Regions from separate parts of the Homo sapiens genome. Here region 1 is linked to region 2. The links are chromatin loops, found by intact Hi-C in ENCODE. Cell type or tissue: endothelial cell of umbilical vein. All regions are shown on one strand. Region 1 overlaps NLGN1 (neuroligin 1). Region 2 overlaps NLGN1 (neuroligin 1).

Region 1 (4,000 bases), 190 kb before region 2:
TAGCTTGTATATTCCCATGTCATAGATGAAGAAGCTGAGTGTCAGAAAGATTAAGAGATTTCTTTAATTTCTTTCTTATGCCTAGATATATTATAGCTATATTCTAAGCCTTTATATTTTCCTTCATAACATGTTTTTGGTCATTTAAGAAAACAAGTATTTCATTTTTATATGACATTTTGATGCAACAAATTTCCCCTGAGAGTTCAGTCTACATTTCTTTTTTACTTTCGATTTGTGCTAGACATTTTTGCAAGGGAGCAAAAGTTGTAATTTGTTTTCCATGAAAGTGGCCCTGGTTTTTTCATATTAGTTGATGTTTTAGGGATGTGTTTCCATTGTTTATCCCTAAGAAAAGCAGAAAATACATTTCTTTCATGCTATTTTGTCTAAGTTATTCCTCCAGATTTGAGGGGGTTGTTTGTATTATGTCTATAAAATTATTTGCATGTACTTGTATTTAAATACATACACCCATAATCTTCAATATAGAGATTGCCTGGCTAGACCTATGTCTTAATAACAACTGCATTGCTACAGAAGGCCAGTGTAGGCAATTATTCGCTTTCCTCAATATGCTGAGGCTACCAAAACTTGCATGGAACAGCTATTGAGACCTTTCTCTTGATGGAAGTTTTCTACTGTTGACCCTTAAAGACTCATAATAAACTCACACTTCAGCAATAGATGGTAACAGTTAAGTTCTACGTTCTAAATTTGATTTATTTTTATCATTAATGTTTGATAATGGCTTTAATATTTAAAATCATGCAAGCATCTAACAAGTTGTAACATGTACGGAATTCTGAGTAGCTTGTCCTAGAGTGTAGTCTAAATTATGTTTTCTGTGAGAATGATTTCGTAGTGACTAAGCACCAGCAGCTCAAGGGACAAATACACCATTTACTCTATTATATTATATTATATTTTCTTCTTTGAACAGCTGCTACTTATTATTCATACTACTTCAGTGTCACTGTTAGTGCTTTCTACTATCTAATATATCACAGCATTTGCTCACATTTTTGCCTCTTTCACATAGAATTTGAGAAGAAAAGAAAAACAGGACATTTTCTTTTTAGAATTTCCTCTTTTTCTTCAGCCTTTGAAAATGGTATTGCTAACATTCTGTTTTCTATGTCTAAGTGGAAAATGTTTCATCCTTGCTGAGGTTACAGGGATGAAATAACAGTAGCAGCAAGCTACTGGCCTTTCATTGGACAGTTCGTTGGGGAGGGAGTGGGGATTGTTCAACTGACTCTGGAACTCTGGATGGGGTTCCCCATCTCTCCCTCAGGGTTAACTTCAGTCCATATAATTGCTTTAACTGCCTGCAGAGTTCAATGTTCAGAGACAGACACTTGGATTTCATTTATTCTAAGTTTAATGTTTTATACAGTAAAACATGTCAGAGGAGGCAGTTGTCAATACTCCAATTTCTGAACACTACATATCACAACTTTTTAAATTTAAAATGACTTTATAAATTCAGACAAATAACTCATTATAAATTCAAAATAACTAGTTAGAAATTCAGACAAATTTCTGTTACATAAAGATATAACATGATATAGTAAGGGAAGGTAAAAATTGCATGGATTGGGGCCAAACTAATCAACATTTATATCTGTGCTTTATCCACTTTAGTTATGAAACCTAAAACCATTAATTTTATTCTCTGAAATTCAATAGAATGGGAATAAGAAGATTCAACTTGAAGGGTTGTCATGAGAAATATATAACACATCAGAACAATGGATGCTACTCAATAGGTGTTCAAAAAGTGTTTTTCTTCCCTTCCTTTTCTTCCTCTTCCTTTACACAACATTTATTGAATGCCCAGACACTATGCTTAATTTAAGGAGGCAATGATAAGTAAAAGCAGATGCACTCTCTGCTCACTGGGAGCATATTTCCTAGTGAGGAAAACTATGATAAAGAAACAATCAAGAAAATAGTGAGACACTCTGACTGGAGCAGGTGCTGCAGAAAGGAGGGACAGAGAACAGCATATTTTAGAAGGATTTGAACCTGTCACAAAGATCTGGAAAGACTTCTGTGAAAAGGTAACAACGTAGCTGAGATCCGAGAGATAAGTAGGAGTTAAATAGGCAATATCTTCACTACCACCACCGTTAGAAAGCATGATTGTGTGAACACTAAGCTTCCTTTAATTGTTCAGAGAAGTAAAACCTGCCAAAAATTTTGTAAATCATTAAATTTTGCTATGTATCACATCCTTATCTTTCCTTCTCCCTTTCCCTATGATCTCACCTTTGGTTTCTTGTGGAGGCCACTGATTGGCAGTGGTACTAAAAAAGCTGTTATTTATTTATTTTTTTTTTGACATCTTTGTTGCTCTGCTGGGATGGATCTGATATATCTTATTCTGCTACCGTGTATACCAACAGCAGAATCACACTGATCACTCTTTGTCCGCACTGTCAACTTCAGTTGTTCCCAACATTGTTAATAGACCGCCTATCTTTCCTTGCACTTAACTGAAACTAAGAGGTACTGTTGGATCCATGATGCACATTCTTAATGGCTCATCCCTAACCAGAACTGATGAGCCTTCTGTATGGAGCAGACCGTGGCAAACAAGCACAATGGCAGTTGTTTTCATCATCTATTGTGAAGTGTCTATAGAACTTAGTGACTTGATGTCAGCTCTTGCCATATTTTCTGTGCTCAGAGATGCCTTGCTTGTGACTAATGTCCTCATTACAGATTGAATGAAGAAAAAAGGGAAACGGAGAGCAGATGACAGCCTTCCCCATCCACTGAAAGAACATTCTTTTCCTTTCTTATCTCCATGAACTCACCCCCAAAATGTTACCAGACATCATTTTTTTAAAGTAGTAGATCCTTGGAGATCCTAGTTTATGCTAATTGCATCAGCATTAAGCAATTTACTAATTTAATTAAATAAATTAATTAGCTTATATTTTTTACCTAAGTACATCTAAAGCTTTTTTTTACGAGAAAGAGTTGGTTATTTATTTATTTTAAACAGACAAAAGTTCAAGCAAACTTACAAACACCCGTGTAGTATCAGTAATGAGAATAGGGAGGAAGGTAGTATACATTGTTTGAGACTGAAAGGAATTTTAATTGATGATCATCAGCCCCACACCTAACATTTTATAGATGAGATTATATGGCTTGCCCTAGATCACACTGCAGGTGTTTAGGGAAATCTCCAAGCATCAGGCTAGGTGTTTGGATGCAATATGCCATGGCTATTGGTGGCCCAGTTACCTAGTTCCAGGGAACAGATACTCCAGAAAGAAGCGGTCTGATTTCTTTGTCTTTATTTTGACAAAGGATAATTTGAATCATGGACTATTAGTTCAAAAGGAATTTCAGATAACCATAAGTTAGAAACATTCACTTCACAGATAGGGAAACTGAGGCTTACATCATTGCAATCACTTATCCAAGTGTGTAACTGGTTTGCAATCAGGACACTGGACTTACTCAAAACTACCTTAGTGTTCACTGAATGCCCTCTCTAAGTGAGGCATTGTACTGGACAGTAGATTATAAAGGTAATTATAAGGATTTTCTCTCTCAGGATTGACAGCTTGTTTTCCTGGTTCCTAGGCAGCAGAAAGGAATGAACAGTTTATACCCACCTATTAATCTTAGGCTGCGCTTGGTGGCATGCACCTGTAATACCAGTTATTTGGCAGGCTAAGGTGGGAGGAGCCCTTGAGCCTTGGAGTTCAAGATCAGCCTGAGCAACCTAGTGAGACCCTATCTCAAAACAAAAACAAACAAGCAAAAAAAAGTTAAAAAAATTTATCTCATTTTATGGGTATCCCCATTAAAATATTTCATTTTCTGTTCTTATTCTCAAGATAAAGTTTAAAATGCTTAGCTAGACTCTATATGACCTTTTACACTTGGCCCTTTGCTTCCTAACACTCCTGACTCATCTCCTAATCCTCTCTCCTCCACTTACTGACCTCCAGTCATTCAAGCCTTGTCCCGGTCT
Region 2 (4,000 bases):
GGCAACCCTTGGACGTTATTACTGCAGTTTACTGCAGTATTTTCACAAGTTTTTACATTAAAATTCTCAACTGAAAGGGTGCCACAAGATTGAAGATAGGACCTTTAGAATGAACTAACTTGCATAAGCATTCATTAATTACTGTATTGATTCTATCATTTTTTAGGTCCTCAAGGTATATGTCTTATTTAGTTGTAACACACTGTTACAACATTATAGCCGGAAACGGCAGACTTCCTTGCATCAGTTTTTCACCTGAAAATTGGTGCTTTTGCTTCAGCATTCATCATTATGTGTTAGGCAGTAAGTATATTTAAAAATTAGAGAATTTTGAATTGACAGTGGTTTTATTGTATCTGTATTGGGTTAACATTTTTATTTTCACTATTTAGAAATACAAGAAAATAAAACAGGCTTCTTCCTTAACTAAAGTAGCATGTAAAAAGCATATAAAACTCATTTGAACACAGGGATATATGTATACACAGAAACACAATGAAAGTTTTCTAAATTAACTAAAATGTCAAATTATGGAACTAATAACTTTCCTTCTTCCATCCCCCTCAGCTTCCTCTGATCCCACACTATAGGTCCCAGAGCATTCAGTGAGCAACCAGACCAAAAAGATGTTTAGAAATGTGACCAAAATTAGGATTCACTGGCTCTGAGTAAGAATATGAGCTATTAATTATGCGTACATAAACTTCAGCTAATGAACTCTGTGATGATATTAGCTGCATAGGTACTTTTTTTTCTTCATTATAAACTGGATTTCAGATTACTGAGCTTATGAAATAATTCACCCATCAATGAGAGGTGTTGAGATATATACAAATAGAACAAAGATTATAGCTCAGAGAACAAATTAATATACTTTATGAACTTCACTAGTGGCTCAAATTGGGAGATTAGATTTATCATTGAGTCCAGGAAATGATGATACTTCAAAGAATAGGTGTAACTTGATCAAATCTTTATATTGCAAGTTATTTATTACTACTGAGAATTAAAAATCTGAACTTTGTGAATTTTTAAAATTAATTGCAATGGAAAACATTAGACAGGACTTGTATGCAGGAGAAAACATATAATCTGCAGCTTATCTATGCCATATCCCTTAGTAAGTGATGGTTAGAGATAAATTACTAATAGCTACTAATCACTTGACAAGTGATTTTATTTATGTCATCTGTAACATCTTTGCATTATATCTCTGCAAAATGTTGGGGTTTTGTAAAAATGTGATTAACGCAAAATAAGATAGTAGAAGCAAATGTCTTTCATCAAAAAATGCAAGGCAATTTCTCTGGTCAATTATGTATGAAGATATACATTAGTGTTTACATTTTCAAAGTTAACCCTAGATGCTCCATTAACATTTCAAAATTTAAAATGTAATATTTGTAAATGTGACCCAATAATGTAGTTGTTCTGATGTTAAAAACAATCCATCTGGGTTTATATTAAGTACATATAACACTTATAACAATAAACATAAATAGGCCATTATGTTATCAAATACTTATGGAGCACCTATTAATTGTCAAACACTGGGAATACAAAGATGATTAAAAGAGGGTCCTTTTCTTCAAGGAGCTCACTTTCTAGCATGGAAAACAGAAATTGCATCATATTTTGAGTGTGGTTGAGTAGTCACTAATGCTATTCACAAGAATTGCAGTTCTCCTCTTTTCAGGCTCGGAGTAGAATGATACTTTCCAGTGCCTCAAAGTTAGGTATGGCCATTCGAATTGTTTTAGAGGATAAAACGTGAGCAAGTGCCCCTCCATAGCAGAAAATGTAAGAGCCAGAGCATGACTCAGCATGTTTATTTTTCCCTTTACTGTTGATGCTGAGTACTGAAGCATTTATTTGCCATGGAAACATAGTCTTGGTGGCTGAGTTACTAGAATGAGCAGAGGCCTTTCAGTGATCTGCAGTGAACATGCATAATGACCAATAAATGTATATTTGTTGTATTAAACCACTGAGATTTTGGAGTTCTTTGCTACTGCAGTGTGACTTAGCCCGTGTTGACATATACTGCTATCACATACAAAATGTCAAGGAGGTGCAAAGGAAAAACTTCTAAGCATACTGCTCAAGCTTGTAATAGATAGGATCAAATGAGTAATTAATCATTAATTTGGCTTCTCTAATACTATAGCTTGACAAGAGGACTAGAACAAACACCCTCCAGATTAGAGGAGGCCCTTAGCCCCCCTCTTTTCTACTCTGCTTCTTATCTGATCAGCTCCTACAGTATGAAGTACCGAGAAAAGGCATCAACTCAGTGGCTCCCAGCATCAGTGATTTATGACAGATGTCCTTAGTGGCAAGAGCAGGATTTAGGGATGGTGATCTATAGCCCACACAACATTCTACCAGCTAACTGAGTCAGAGATATAATTTGGGGTGAAATAAGTAAATCAATGCTTTCCAAACCGAGCTTGTCAACACAATGACCAGAGGAACCTATTTTAAAAAATTGAAAAAAATATTTTAAAGTATGACTGAACACATGAGAAAAAATGCAAGCCATAGCAAAAGGTTACATGATATAAAGCACACATCTCTTTCTTTAGCTAGCCTGTAACACTTACTCCAAAAATCAATTAATGTACGTAGTTTTCGCATGCTTCCAGAAATATGTAATATGTGTGTATATATGTATAGCCCTAAAATTTCAGCTAGAAATGTTTATCTAACGGAGTTCTCCTGAGTAGAGCTCAACTGTGCTGGACTCAACCATCAACATTGATTTTCCATGTTCTTATCCCTTCAACTGAAAAGAATCAAGTTAAATCTGTAGGGAATGAAAACTAAACAGCTCTTTACATGAAGTTCCATGTCCTATTGCATTTATCTCGTGGGTTAAAATCATTCATTGATCGCTAATCACCTGTGGTTGTTTACACACAACAGGTTCCCTGGACAGCACAAAACCACAAGGAGGATTATACATACCACAGGAAACAATCAATAAAAAAGGCACATAATGATCTTCCTGAGAGGAAACTGAAAGATTTTCCCTTTGTGACAGTCTGTATATGTGTGATAGGATTGTCAAAACAGACATAAGGGTTTCCAGCTGGCAGGAAAATGTTTTTAACATTTGGTTTTCATATCCACTTTTCTTGTCTCACTATAATAATATTAAAAATGAAAAAAATCATTTCAAAATTTCTTTTAATAGAGAATTCAATGCTTGTTTTGCTTTTCTGCCCAAATAATAATGAAACAAGCCTTTTATCTCCTTTGGAATATTACTGGGTTTTGTTTTTGTTTTTGTTTTGCCTCGCTGATGCCTAAAATATCTAATCAAGAGTCCATTTTTGTTATCCAAAAGAAGTTGAATGACATTAGTTTAGGATTCTAAAAATTGATTTAATGCACTTTTAATTCAAAAATGATCACTCGGTCTTAAACAAAAATCACATTGTGTATAATCCACTAAAAATACTAAAACTTATGTTTCAGGCACTGGACTAGAAACAAACTAAAACCTTGAATGAAATTAAAACTATTCTTTTTAAATTTTACACTCAAATAGTTATAGCTTTTTTTTTTTTTTTTTTTTTTTTTGAGATGGAGTCTCGCTCTTGTTGCCGAGGCTGGAGTGCAGTGGCACGATCTCTGCTCACTGCAACCTCCGCCTCCTGGGTTCAAGCGATTCTCCTGCCTCAGCCTCCTGAATAGCTGGGATTACAGGCATGCACCACCACGCCCAGCTAATTTTTGTATTTTTAGGAGAGGCAGGGTTTCTCCATGTTGGTCAGGCTGGTCTCGAACCCCTGACCTCAGGTGATCTGCCTGCCTCGGCCTCCCAAAGCACTGGGATTACAGGCATGAGCTACCATGCCCGGCCTCAAATAGTTATATCTTGTAGGTTCCTGGTCTACAATATATACCTAGTTCTCATTTGAGGAAATAATGGAACTCTTTAACTCAATCAACACCAGTTTATCTTTCCTCATTTTCTTTCAAAGCCTTTAATATT

The links. Hi-C counts contacts between places; a loop is a spot of excess contacts. Peaks named below come from ENCODE experiments on the same cell type or tissue, not always from the same donor. Only the 100,000 strongest peaks of a DNase experiment are listed, where the experiment ranks them.
Region 1: a loop joins it to region 2, with 7 times the contacts of the local background. A loop is called at or near these places in 1 of 110 quality-filtered maps.

Annotation. Positions count from the first base shown.
Region 1 is chr3:173,742,496-173,746,495 of GRCh38, forward strand. The region is part of intron 3 of NLGN1 (neuroligin 1); the gene reads left to right. Among named protein-coding and RNA genes, the nearest start is that of NLGN1-AS1, 180 kb to the right of the region's middle. In endothelial cell of umbilical vein, no CTCF peak of the experiment used is centred here; DNase peaks (open chromatin) are centred at 766 and 2,216; H3K27ac peaks cover 4,000 bases.
Region 2 is chr3:173,936,521-173,940,520 of GRCh38, forward strand. The region is part of intron 4 of NLGN1 (neuroligin 1); the gene reads left to right. Among named protein-coding and RNA genes, the nearest start is that of NLGN1-AS1, 18 kb to the left of the region's middle. In endothelial cell of umbilical vein, no CTCF peak of the experiment used is centred here; DNase peaks (open chromatin) are centred at 1,851 and 2,831.